Linked DNA regions of Mus musculus: region 2 is linked to region 1. Evidence: chromatin loops called from intact Hi-C (ENCODE). Cell type or tissue: gastrocnemius. All regions are shown on one strand.

Region 1 (2,500 bases):
ACACTCCCCAGAAGATTTAACCTCAGTGATGCTGGTCTCTTCATAATCACCACTAATTTCTTAGCTAACCAGCATCAAGTGTCCCAATAGTCCCTTCTATTCAGGACTCTAAATCCAGAGCCATGTGGGCAAAGCTGCTGAGTTCTGCTACTTGTTAGAGCTGTAACATGGCTCCCTTGTTCTATTGTATTATCACCAGTTTTGTGTTTTCCAACTCCTTCACTGCCTAAGTTTGGCTTCTGGAGGGAATATTTCTTTTCAAGAGCACATACTGCTGTGAAAAGACACCATGACCAAGGCAAGTCTGATAAAGGAAAACATTTAATTGGATCTGTATTACTTGTACAAAGGTTCAGTCCAGTCTCATCAAGGTGGGAACATGGCAGCATCCAGACAGGAATAGGACAGGATGAGCTGAGAGTTCTACAACTTCATCTGAATGCTGCTAGCAGAATACTCACTTCCAGGCAGTTAAGGGCAGGGTCCTGAAGCCCACACTCACAGTAACACACCCACTCCAACAAGGCCACACCTCCAAATAGTGCCACTCCTTAGGCCAAGCCTATACAAACCATCACACCATTTTAGGAGCAAGGCTCTTGGTTCGTCAATAGTGGCCCTTTTTTTTATCTATTTGAAAACTCAATTCCTATGATATCCTGTGTTTTGACAATGGAAACCATTTATAATTGTTCTCAGCCATCTGTATCAATACCTTTCCCAGGAGCATCTACCATATTACCCATAATTTTTTCATTTCCTGTCCCAGGAATATTGATTTGAGTTCCCATTGTTGTAAAAGATCCCTTTCCCATAAATTTACTGGTACATTAGCCACATAAGTTCTCCCCTTTCCTTTTTTTGCCCTTCTGGGTTCACACAGGTAATCCATCAGATGATTTGTCTAATTCATGATAATTAACCAATTCCTATAATTTGTGTATAAACCTTCTTAAGTGGCTAATCTGGATTCCAAGAATTTTGGGAAAGTATACTAATATCAGCTCCTGTATCTACCAAACCTTCAATATCAACACCATTCATTTGTACCATTAATTTTGGTCTCTAATAATTAACCACTGTTTCCAGAACATTCATTTTCCAGTACACCTCAAAAATCTCTGTTCCTTCTACTGGAGCAGCCTTGACCTTGATATAAGGAAGTAACAACAATTGAGTAATTCTATCCCCTTCATCAATTTGCATCTCCCTTTCAACATATGCTATGATTTTTATTTCTTCCTTGTTATCCCCATCTACTACACCTGGTGCACAATAAATCCTTGAGAAGTTAATCCACTTCTTTCCAAGATTATACCTACTCTCTCTAAAGGTAAAGTGTAGCCTCCCCAAGCCTGAATCAGGTTGGTACAAACCTTGTCACCACTGAGGTGAGGCCACATGTGGTGCAGCTTTCCAACTTGGCTGGCTTCTTTTGAAGTGACAACTGCCCTTGAGATTCTGCTACCTGCGGAGAGGCCGAACCTGTCTTCCTGAGAGATTCCTGAATAAGCAACCAGCCTGGCGACCAAGTGCTGACAGAATGGCTCCAGGCACCAAGAATGGACTGGCGGGGGGGGGGGGGGGGGGGGGGGGGGGAATTGGCCTATCCCCTTATAAGCACGGTCTCTTAGTAAACTCGTGGGCCTTGAACAGAAAACGTGTCTTGGTCTCCATTAATTTCTCTCACAGTCTAAGTCTCTTTCAGCCCCAGCCTGCCTCCCAGGTGTACCCAGTTCATGTAGGCCGTGGGCCTGCATACAACAGATTGGCGCCTGAACAATGACGAACGGGAAACCTTAGGAACGGTGGGAAAACACTGGGGGAATCAGTGGGGAAACACTGAGGGAATCGCTGTCTTGTATGGCGCTTCAAGAGAAGAAAAGAATCAGAGGATCCTATCAGGCACGGTGAGCAACAGGTATTTATGCTAGCGCTGGCTTTAAACTTCATTTTTTTAAAGTGTTGCTGGAGGTGTGGAAGGATAAGGACTAAGTTGGAACAGTGCTGACCTGGGGCTGGGTCCACTTAGGATTTTACAGTGAAATATGTGTGGGACTAGAAACTTTGAATCAGGTGGTTGTCCACAGCTTTCGAAAGCTGTTTCAGGTGAGAGGAATAAGGTTTAAAATAATGAAACAGGCAGTTGTCAGCAGTCAAGAACTGCATCAGGCTAGAGGAATAGGGCTTAAGATAATAAAGTAAAATAAAATAAAATAAAGCAAAGTGGATTTTGAAACTCTCCCAGAGACAGAGAGAAATCAGGGCACGCCCTGTTTTATTCTCTCTGGCTCTACAGCAGAAGTTCTCTGCCCTCTTTGTGTTGATTAATGTCTGGTACACTGGTCTGTTTACGTGTCAATCCATGTGTGTTTTGTTTCGTTGTCTGAATGACTGAATATTCTGTTTCATGTTGGAAAATAAAAATGGCTAAGATTTTATCTGCTGGTTCAGCAAAGCCCGAGAGTGGCCACACTTTAGCCAGGGATCAGGCACAGCA
Region 2 (2,500 bases), 94 kb after region 1:
GCACTTTGTCATTTGCTAAACACAATAATCACGATTGTAGAGAACCCTCCAGGAAAAAATCAACTATTAGCTTTTTTGCCCCAAAACTAAGAAGCTGCAGACTTCCTTTCTTTGAAAGCAGCTTTTTCCAGCCGTGGCTCCCCTGCTGTGCCTGATCCCTGGCTAAAGTGTGGCCACTCTCAGGCTTTGCTGAACCAGCAGATAAAATCTTAGCCATTTTTATTTTCCAACATGAAACAGAATATTCAGTCATTCAGACAACGAAACAAAACACACATGGATTGACACGTAAACAGACTGGTGCACAAGACATTAGACAACACAAAGAAGGCAGAGAACTTCTGCTGTAGAGCTAGAGAGAATATAACAGGGCGTGCCCTGATTTCTCTCTGTCTCTGGGAGAGTTTCAAAATCCACTTTCCTTTATTTTATTTTATTATCTTAAGCCCTATTCCTCTAGCCTGATGCAGTTCTTGACTGTGGACAACCACCTGTTTCATTATTTTAAACCCTATTCCTCTCACCTGAAACAGCTTTTGAAAGCCGCGGACAACCACCTGATTCAAAGTTTCTAGTCTCACACATATTTCACTGTCAAATCTTAAGTGGACCCAGCCCCAGGTCAGCACTGTTCCAACTTAGTCCTTATCCTTCCACACTTCTAGCAACACTTTTAAAAAATGAAGTTTAAAGCCAGCGCTAGCATAAATACCTATTGTTCACCGTGCCTGATACAAACCTCTGATTCTTTTCTTCCCTTGGAGCTCCATACAAGACAGCGATTCCCTCAGTGTTTTCCCACCGTTCCTAAGGTTTCCCGTTCATCATTGTTCAGGTGCCAATCTGTTGTATGCAGGCCCACGGCCTACATGAACTGGGTACACCTGGGAGGCAGGCTGGGGCTGAAAGAGACTTAGACTGTGAGAGAAATTAATGGAGACCAAGACACGTTTTCTGTTCAAGGCCCACGAGTTTACTAAGAGACTGTGCTTATAAGGGGGAAAGCCCATCCCCACGCCAGTCCATTCTTGGTGCCTGGAGCCATTCTGTCAGCACTTGGTCACCAGGCTGGTTGCTTATTCAGGAATCTCTCAGGAAGACGGGTTCAGCTTGTCGGCAGGTAGCAGAATCTCAAGGGCAGTTGTCACTTCAAAAGAAGCCAGCCAAGTTGGAAAGCTGCACCACATGTGGCCTCACCTCAGTTGTGACAAGGTTTGTACCAACCCACTTCAGGCTTGGGGAGGCTACATTTTACCTTTAGAGAGAGTAGGTATAATCTTGGAAAGAAGTGGATTAACTTCTCAAGGATTTATTGTGCACCGGGCATAGTAGATGGGGATAACAAGGAAGAAATAAAAATCATAGCTTATGTTGAAAGGGAGATGCAAACTGATGAAGGGGATAGAATTACTCAATTGTTGTTACTTCCTTATATCAAGGTCAAGGCTGCAGTAGAAGGCTTCCAGTAGAAGGAACAGAGGTTTTTGAGGTGTACTGGAAAATGAATGTTCTGGAAACAGTGGTTAATTATTAGAGACCAAAATTAATGGTACAAATGAATGGTGTTGATATTGAAGGTTTGGTAGATACAGGAGCTGATATTAGTATACTTTCCCAAAATTCTTGGAATCCAGATTAGCCACTTAAGAAGGTTTATACACAATTTATAGGAATTGATTAATTATCATGAATTAGACAAATCATCTGATGGATTACCTGTGTGAGACCAGAAAGGCAAAAAAAGGAAAGGGGAGAACTTATGTGGCTAATGTACCAGTAAATTTATTGGGAAGGGATCTTTTACAACAATGGGAACTCAAATCAATATTCCTGGGACAGGAAATGAAAAAATTATGGGTAATATGGTAGATGCTCCTGGGAAATGTATTGATATTGAAAGGAAATAAAACTTGAGACCTGTGATTCATGTAATGTATGTCAAATAGCCCAAAGAGTTGTTTGTGAGCTTTGAAACCTGGGGCTGAGAACATAGCAGAACAGACCAGGTCATGCCCGGGCAGGCCCATCGCCTTTCTATCTCCCACCCCTCTGACCTAAGTTAAATGTTACAGGCTGCTGATGTTTAAATGGACCAATCATGTGAAACCACGCCAATTCCTCCCCCATCCCCACTCCTTTTCTATAAAAACCCCTAGCTTCCAAGCCTGGTGGTCGAATCCACTGTCTCCTGTGTGAGATATGTTTCGACCCGGAGCTCCGCCATTAAAATACCTCGTGTTGTTACATCAAGGTGTTGTGTTCTATTCGTGATTCTTGGGTGCACGCAGAATCGGGAGCTGAGTGGGGGTTTCCCCACTAGGTTCTTTCAATACAGATGGTTGAGAACAATTATAAATGGTTTCCATTGTCAAAACACAGGATATCATAGGAATTGAGTTTTCAAATAGATAAAAAAAGGGCCACTACTGACAAACCAAGAGCCTTGCTCCTAAAATGGTGTGATGGTTTGTATAGGCTTGGCCAAAGGAGTAGCACTATT

Evidence for each region. A loop is a pair of places that touch in the nucleus more often than their neighbours do. Peaks named below come from ENCODE experiments on the same cell type or tissue, not always from the same donor. Only the 100,000 strongest peaks of a DNase experiment are listed, where the experiment ranks them.
Region 2: a loop joins it to region 1, with 12 times the contacts of the local background. A loop is called at or near these places in 11 of 42 quality-filtered maps.

What each region holds. Positions count from the first base shown.
Region 1 is chr19:9,514,904-9,517,403 of GRCm38, reverse strand. No RefSeq gene overlaps it. Among named protein-coding and RNA genes, the nearest start is that of Gm9750, 240 kb to the right of the region's middle. In gastrocnemius, no CTCF peak of the experiment used is centred here; a DNase peak (open chromatin) is centred at 1,438.
Region 2 is chr19:9,420,990-9,423,489 of GRCm38, reverse strand. No RefSeq gene overlaps it. Among named protein-coding and RNA genes, the nearest start is that of Gm9750, 150 kb to the right of the region's middle. In gastrocnemius, no CTCF peak of the experiment used is centred here; no DNase peak of the experiment used is centred here.